Linked DNA regions of Mus musculus: all the other regions are linked to region 2. Evidence: chromatin contacts called from ENCODE Hi-C or POLR2A ChIA-PET data. All regions are on one chromosome and are shown on one strand. The core of a region is the stretch at or near the end of the contact, and the rest is flanking DNA. Distances in the headings are between cores, read along the strand shown. Region 1 holds the start of Scarf2 (scavenger receptor class F, member 2). Region 2 holds the start of Klhl22 (kelch-like 22). Region 3 holds the start of Med15 (mediator complex subunit 15).

Region 1 (2,700 bases), core at 73-2,572, 38 kb before region 2:
CCGGGACGAGGCGGCGGCGGCGATGCGAAGCAGATGGCTAGTCAGGCGCCCCCCCCCCCCCCCGCCTCCGAGGCGGGGCTCGCGGCCGGGAGTGGTCTGTGTCCTCTCGACCCGATTTCGGAAACCGCGCGGTCAGCTAGCAGCCCTCGTCTACTTTGACCCTCCAAAACCCTAGCTGACGTTTCGCACCCCGGGGAGCCGTTTGACCCAGGGTGCCCCCCGGGACCCTAGCCTGGAGTCCCAAAACAGCCTCCCCAGCACTGGCAGAGGCGCCCCACCGTGGGTTCCTCGCCTCTGCAGAGATGCCTTGACTGCGTCGTGGCTCCGACGAGCAGACAGGTCCCTCGGCTTCTGCGCCTACTCAGCCGTCGTCGCTCTTCACCCTCCGCGCAAGCTCCGGGCTCCACTGCTTTCTGGCTGGGCCTGTCCCACACCGGCTTTCCTAGCAAGATCCTCTCAGAGACCCACCTCCGTACACCCAGTGGCCGCCCACAAGGAGCCAACAGGGGTTCCCACGTCCTCCCCATCGCGCGTCCATCATTGTCCTCAAGCACTCCGGTTTCTGGTCCACCGTGAGTGTAGCCTTGTCCGTGCTCACTTTCACCACCATCTTCCTCCCACCCCGCGCCCGCTCTACCAAGACAAATCTGTCCTTCCAAGTCTCGACTGTCCCAGTGCCCAGCTCGCCCAAGGTTGCTCCTTCGCCCTTCTAAACCCCTACTCCAGGCTCAAGCCACTGGCTCCTAAAGCCTATGCACATGCTGTCCCCTCCGAGTGTCCTTGCTTGGCTTAGGGAGTAGCTCCTTTCTCTTCTCCCCTGACATTTTGGACACCACATAGTACCCCTGGGGGCTCCCCACAGTACTCCATTACCCCTCAGGTGATTTCTGGTCCAGCCGGCCCTCGGATGCAGCCTAAGGGCCCAGGCTTGGCCTGGAACCGAGCCCAAGACGCGAGGCAGGCCCGAGGGGCTCGCGTGACCAGTTTAGGGAGGTCCTAGATGGCCCGGACTGAAATGGGGCGCCGCTACCCCCAGCCCGCTTCGCGCCCACGCCTCGGACAGGCCCAGTTCCTACCCGGGCGTGCGGCACACGTTGCGGCCTCGCGGGTTCAAGTCCTGGGGCGCCGCGAGACCGGGCAGCAGCCAGAGCAGCAGCAGCAGTCCCAGCCCTCGGGCTCCCTGGCGCCGCGCCGGCCCGGCCCCCCGGGACCCTGCGCCCTCCATGAGGCGCGGGGCAGGCGCGGGTGGGCGCGGGTGCGGCCGCGGCAAGGGCGGCCGGAAGCGGAGTGCGAGGCCGGGCGGGGGGCGGCAGGAGGGGCGCCGGGCCGGGCAGGAAATTCCACATCGGCTCCCTGATCCTGGGCCAGCGCGGCCGGCCAGGCGGCAGCGCCCGCCCCGCGCGCCAGACCCCACCCTCCGGTCGCGCCTCCGCCCCTTCTTTGCTCGGCCCCCGCCCCCACCTGGCCATGCACGAACTCGGGGGTGAACTTGGTGGAAGCCGGCGAAGCACTGCGGGAAGAAGGAGCTGCGGGATCCTGTGAAGGAGTCCTGGTCCGCGCCTTTTCTCCCCCTTGTCAGAAGCCCTGGAGCCGCCAGGCCCGGGAGCAAAGGGGTCCTGGAGAAGGCCCCGGTTCACACACTGGCCTTCGGCTGGAGCTAAGAACCCCTAGTTGTTCTATGGTGTGCCATTAGCATCTCTTGATCTCCTGCAGCATGCAAGATGTAGACAAAGACCTGTGGGAATGAACTGGAGACCTAGGGAAAGGAGCTCTCTGAGGAAAAAGCCTGGAACAGAAGGAAGCAGTGATGGTCTTTGATATAATGAGGAGGTAAAGACAGGGAAGGGGACACTGGAGATGAAAACTGAAACTCAGAAGTCCTCTCAAGGGGTAGGAAGGAACTGGGTGCCCAGGGCATGTATTCAGCTTGAGAAGGCTATTGGCTCCTAAGAAGGAGAAGTTCAGAGAGTGAAATCAAGGCTTAGAATGGAGACCCCCCTACTACATAAGGACAACCAGGGCCACTAAGTAGATTGCTCTGTCTCTACCATACCCACTTTTGTCTCCTGATCTCCTGAGCACCTCATTCCCTAAACAGCTGTCAAAGTGAGCCTTGTCATGTAAGCAGAACCAGAAGTCTTCGGAGTCAGAAAGCTTCCTTTACCAGGAACCTCTAGCCTGACCTTAGTATGACATCAGCAAGCCTGTCAAAGGAGCTGCAGAATCAGTGTCCATCCTAGGGACGACTTGGACTTGGCTAAAGATATCCTTCCTCCAAGTCTCTACACAAGCTTAAGGATAAGACCCCTGGGCCAGGAGGCAGCTTGGGCAGGGGCCCTCTGTTAACCCTTTACTGTTCTCACCAGTAAAGCTCTTCTCTCATCCCTGCCTTGAATCACTGGCTTCACCCAGGCAGAGCAGAACACAGTACTTATGGTTACCACAGCCTAGGTCAGACAGGAGATGGTTGGAGCTGCATGGGTCCAGAAAAGACAAAGCAGGAGAGACCCTGAGGCAGACTGCTCCAGACTGCAGGAGTTCACACACCTTTGTTGGCAGCCTGGTCCCACCAAGGTGTGTGTGCTTCTGACTTGAGGGAAAGGTTAGACAATATCTTCCTGGGCAGCCGGCAGAGGGCACCTTGCGTATGAGGGACAGGTGGTGTAGACAGGGAGCCTGAAGGACTGAGCCGGAACCAGA
Region 2 (2,700 bases), core at 157-2,656:
AGACAGGATGGTAACAGATCTGTAACTCCACCACTCCGGAGTGCTGATACAAAAAGATCACAAAGTTGCCTATAAGGAAGAGGTGGGGTTAGAGTGCTCAGTGCACTTAATGCAAAACTATTCCTGCCCGGAACTGGAGCTCCCAGCGCTGACATCGGGTGGAGGCGCCCTCTGCTGGTCTCTAGAGCACCTTCACCCAGGTGCACATACAGACCACTTGTTTCTAACAGCCTTCGCTGTCACGGAACTCTTTGGTGATCAGCCTGGCCTCAAACTCACAGAACTCTACCTCCAGAGTGCTGGGATTAAAGGCAGGGACCACCACACCTGGCTTCACTCTTTTTTTTTAAACGACAAAACATTAAGGAGACTACGGTGACTGCAGATCTAAGATATTCCTCTACACATTCCTTTAGCTTCTGCTTATAACTTCATGCCCCTCTCACACATATAAACTAGGTTCCCTACCATTGTTTGCTACTACAAACAGCTGTGCACTGAAACAAATTTTAGAGGAATCTTCAAGGAATCATTTACTGGAAAGGCATCCTCAACCTTCTGTGGGGGCTCCCATTCCGTATCTGTCCTCAACGCATCTGAACCACAACGTAAGGTGTGCAACAAAAGGAAAAACAGCAGCTTGGGAAGAGCAGAAGAGGGAGCGGGTCCTTATTACCACGGGGGTGGGAGGGAGCATCCAAGAGGTGTTGACGTGCTCTATGGCTTCTTTCCCAGAGCACGGACGAGGAGCATCTCGGAGATCAGGCCTTACCCTAGGAAGCAGCCGCGGGCAGAAGGTGGCCCCGTTGCGCCCGGACAGGTCCGTTCGTTCGGCCTGTACAGGATCTAAACTAGTACAATCCGGGGATTTTGCACTGACAGCGCTTGCTCTCCGGCTTCTCTCAACAACCGCAGCCGCGGCTGATGAGCTTGAGGTCACGCCGGGAGAGGCAGCCAGGCCCGCCCGCTGCCTGTTGCAATCCCTGCTCGAATAGCTTCGAGGGACGGGGACAGGCCAGAGGCCACACTCGGACCCACGGCTGGCGACAGAACCTGACCAACCGGGCTGCGAGGGCCACGGTCCGCTTCAGCCACGCGCAGGCCTCGGCGGGCCCGCGCCACAGCGCCAGGCCCGCGCCGGACGCCCGGGGGTCGCCCGGCCAAGCCCCCGCCACGTCAGGCAGTCGCCCGTGCCCGCCCCAGGCGCCCGCGGTACTTGGCCCAGATCTCCGCGCCCTCCGCCATCCCCGCTCCCTCTCCCATCCCCGCGTGCAGCACAAGCTCGGCGAAGAAGGCCTGCCGGGCCCGCACGGTACATGCCTCGCAGCTGACCTGGTGCTGCCGCAAGCTGAGGCCGCTCTCGCAGCAGGCGGGAGGCGGGAGGCTGGAGGTGGGGGCGGAGCCTCTCCGTCACGTGGGATGCCGCGCAGGCGCAAGGGGACTCTAGGGGGGGTCGCTGTTGGGCGGGGCGGGAAGAGGCTGAAGGGTCAGACCCCGGCTGCTCTTCCGAAGGATCCGCTGTCCGGAAGCTCCACCCTCGAGGTGCCTATTGAAGGTGCAAACCTAGGCCCTCCTTCTTTCCCTTTCTCCTGGCCTCATTCTAACCCTCACTCATTCTCTCACTCATAGCTTCTTCACTGGCTTGTCTCTTCACACCCTTTCACTCACCATCTCCCTCATCGACTCCTTCCTTCCCTCACTTTCCCGTTTCCTCCCCCAGTCATTTCTTCGTTTCTCCTGCATTACTTCCTTCCCTCTTCATCGTGCGTCTATTACTTCACTCATCGTCTCACTTGTCCCCTCCTTCTTGCTTCTTCCTTGCTTCCTCTCTAGGTCGCTCCCACCCTCTCTATCTCTTTCTGTTTTCCTTTCCCTCACAGCCCTATTTATTGTCTGAGGTCTTCCTTCTGCCTCTTATTTCCTCCTTGTCGCTCCCTGGTTTCTTCTGTCATTGTACTTTAGACTTTGGAAGGCTCCTCGTCCGGTGCTTGCTGTGGAGAGTGAAAACAAGCAAAGGCTTTATGTACGGACAAGTGTTGATTTTCCTCTTTTCTGAGACTCCAGAGTAAATCTGGTTCCCAGTCCCAAAACTCACCTGCCCCTAGCTGTCCTGGGGACACCCACTTTTCTCTGCTTCACCTCGAGGAGGACCACACTCTGAGGGGCGCATACCTATAGCAGAATCCAAGAGTGGAGCTGTAGGGCCTTCTTACAGATAGATGGGGGGAAATTGTAGTTTCAATATGGTGGAGAATGTAAGAGAAAAGATGTCGCCAAGGAAGCCTCCTCATGAAAAGGGGGAGAAAAAAAGGAAGAAGAAAATGAATAAAAGAAAGGCTGTTTTAGGGGAACCCTAATTGCTGCCCGGAGGCCTAGCTATAGATCCAGATGAAAAGACCCAGCCTCTAGAAAAGGAGGCACCCAATGCACGTGAACTTCTACCTGTCAGGGCTCCCTGGACCAAATGACTCCACCTGTGTTGCTGGAGACTTTTAGACCATGATAAAAGTATTCTAGCAAGAGATACCATCAGCAAATATATGAGATCCAACAAAAAGTAGAAGACAACACTCCCTTGTCACTTCTGACTATCGGAAAACACAACTGAAACAGGTCACCCACTAGAAAGTTCTAGAGATACAGAATAGCAGAATAGGAAGAAATCTCAAAGTCTATGCCCCAAACCTAGTTTATATAGTA
Region 3 (2,700 bases), core at 118-2,617, 37 kb after region 2:
GAGTATATTGTAACTGTCTTCAGACACACCAGAAGAGAGCAATAGATCAATGCTCTTAATGGCTGAGCCATCTCTCCAGCCCCCACACTCAGGGGTTTTTTTTTTTTTTTAGATTTATTTATTTATTTATTTCATGTATATACTGTAGCTGTCTTCAGATATTCTGGCACACCAAAACAGTACATTGGATGTGAGCCACCATGTGGTTGCTGGGAATTGAACACAGGACCTCTGGAAGAACAGTCAGTGCTCTTAACCTCTGAGCCATCTCTCCAGCCCTGACACTCAGTTTTTAATTCATTTGTGTTTAAGACTTTTCCAAAGGCCAAAAGTTTTTTTTTTTAAAGGGTGCTTTCTTCTATAATAATAAACACATGTATTTTATTTATTTCTTTATTTGTCTATTTATTTATTTATTTTGGGGTTCATTTTGGGTGTTGTTTGTTTTTGTTTGTTTGAGACAATGTGTCTCTACATAGGCCCTGGTTGTCCTGGAACTCAGTATGTAAACCAGGCTGCCTTGAATTCAACAGAGATCTGCCTGCCTCTGCCTCCCAAGTGCTGGGACAAACAAAGTTCTAAAATGAGGCCTTACATATTGTTGGAAAAAATGAAGACTTACAAAATTGGTTAGTTACCTTGTAATCTCTACTCTAAACTTAAATCATATAAACATTGAAAGGTGAACTCGAGACACATAAGCCCAGCAACAATTATCCACTTAGACCAAAATGTCCTGTATTAAGGGATGCACCACTAAGAAGCAAGGAATATGAACCACAGAGAAAACATTAACAGAAATAATGCTTTTGCTTTCCTTTTAAATATGGAGCTTAATGATTCAATGAGCAGAGATCCTAAACCTAACATTGCTTGTTGGTGAAATACTAGCTTTATTTTGATGACTGTAGAATGTACATATACTTATGTACACTTAACATATGTTAGAAATTAAAATCTCAATATTTAAATACCAAATTTATTTAAAATACCAAAAATATGTTATACATTAGCAATTATCCCAACACTGGCAACAAAATATACATAGACTCTGTATGTGTGTCTGTGTGTGGTGTGTGTGTGTCTATGTGTCCGCATGTGTGTCTCTCTCTGTCTCTGTATCTGTCTCTGTGTCTGTCTTTCTGTCTCTTTTTTCTGTCTTTCTCTCTGTTTCTGCCTCTGTCTGTGTTTCCGCCTCTGTATCTCTGTCTCTCCCTCTGTGTCTCCCTCTCCCCCTCTCCCCCTCTCCCCCTCTCCCCTTCTCCCTCTTCCCCTCTCCCCCTCTCCCCTTCCTCTCTTCCTCTCTCTTTCTGTGGCGCGCATGCGTATACAAAAGCAAGACTTCATTTCCCACAATTCTTCCTGTACTTCCGGCGTGGCCCAGTAGCGGGATCGCTCGGCTTCCGGGTTCGGGCCTGTCGCTGTGGTAGAGGCGGCGGCGCCGGGGGTGGCCGGTAGGGACTCGGGCTACAAGAGTAGGGGCTCCGGGCATGGACGTTTCGGGGCAGGAGACCGACTGGCGTAGCGCCGCCTTTCGGCAGAAGCTGGTCAGCCAAATGTGAGTGTGGCCTGGGGCAAGGACCGGTGGTCGGACCTTCCGGGCGGGGAGGGTGAGGCCGGGCTAGACCCGCTCTTGACCCTGGTCAGAAGCTGCGGTGTCCGCTGGGTGCCGGGGACGTACAAGGGTCCTCCTGGAGTCTCTCTGGCCTTTCTCGGCAGACAGGGACTGCTGGCTAGTTTTTCTGGGGAGGAACTCTGCAAACCCAGCTAGTGCCCTGGCTAGTGAGTCATCGTCCTGAGCCGCCTCGTCATTTGTGTGCAGATTTTCCTTTGCTTCGATTCGCACCGAATATAGAAAGAGAATGAGGCAGCCAGAGATTTTACACGGGTGCCGCGTGGCTTCTTTTATAAAATAAATAAATAAAACGAAAACCACATCAATGAGTTGGAGGAGGCTGGAAGGAAGGTAAATTGGAAGATTGATGTGTTTGGGTTGTAGGCAGTGGAATAGAAGAGTGCTCCGGTTTCTTCCACAAGGTGTGTCAACTTGGCCAAAGGGTAGCAGGAAATAGCTGTGGGAACTTCGGGAGTGAAGGGCAGGGATGCCCTCTGCCCACGGAGCACTGCAGAGTGCTTGTTGCACTTAGCCATTTTACTGAGTTTCCTAAAGTGTTCAGAAAATTGCCTGTGGCACAGCTTTTCCCCTGAGGGTTGGTACTGTCTGTCTGTAAAGAAACAGTACAGTCGTGCCAATGCTCAGTCATTTTTGTGGGTGCTAAAGTGTCAGTTGAGTAGACTGGAGCAGCCTCGAGTAGGTGACAGATTGAGCTCTAGAGAGAAAAGTAGGAGGGTGACAGGCCACCATTCCCAGCAGATGATTGTGAAAGCATCAGGATGGACGGCTGTAGGTGGAGAGTTCTGGGTCTTTGAAGCAAAGTAGTCAAGGATACATCATGAGGATGAGCAGATGCTGGCATGGTTAGTGTTGGGTGTTTTGGGCAAACAACTTGTACCCGTGGTTTTTTGTTTGTTTGTTTGTTTGTTTTTTAGTTTTTCGAGACAGGGTTTCTCTGTGTAGTCCTGGCTGTCCTGGAACTCAGAAATCTGCCTACTTCTACCTCCCAAGCGCTGGGATCACTGCCCGGCCCTTCCTCCAGTGTTTTACACGTGGTCTGCCTTGAGGTGGTGCAGCATTAGTGT

What was found. A loop is a pair of places that touch in the nucleus more often than their neighbours do. ChIA-PET counts read pairs that join two places held with the same protein, here RNA polymerase II (POLR2A).
Region 1: a loop to region 2 is called in a map of heart, with 2.2 times the contacts of the local background. The contact joins the promoter of Scarf2 here to the promoter of Klhl22 in region 2. A Hi-C loop is called at or near these places in 7 of 37 maps with a recorded cell type or tissue (T-helper 2 cell, heart, left cerebral cortex and 2 more). POLR2A ChIA-PET finds 5 or more read pairs at or near these places in 4 of 5 experiments (Patski and embryonic stem cell).
Region 3: POLR2A ChIA-PET joins it to region 2 with 32 read pairs in Patski. The contact joins the promoter of Med15 here to the promoter of Klhl22 in region 2. A Hi-C loop is called at or near these places in 1 of 37 maps with a recorded cell type or tissue (heart). POLR2A ChIA-PET finds 5 or more read pairs at or near these places in 2 of 5 experiments (Patski and embryonic stem cell).

Annotation. Positions count from the first base shown.
Region 1 is chr16:17,795,904-17,798,603 of GRCm38, reverse strand. Scarf2 (scavenger receptor class F, member 2) reads right to left here and starts at 1,322. Exons shown (of 11, transcript NM_153790.3): 1 at 1,077-1,322. The coding sequence starts at 1,225.
Region 2 is chr16:17,758,327-17,761,026 of GRCm38, reverse strand. It overlaps Klhl22 (kelch-like 22), which reads right to left and starts at 1,406. Exons shown (of 7, transcript NM_001359068.1): 1 at 1,333-1,406.
Region 3 is chr16:17,721,614-17,724,313 of GRCm38, reverse strand. Med15 (mediator complex subunit 15) reads left to right here and starts at 1,367. Exons shown (of 18, transcript NM_033609.3): 1 at 1,367-1,558. The coding sequence starts at 1,491.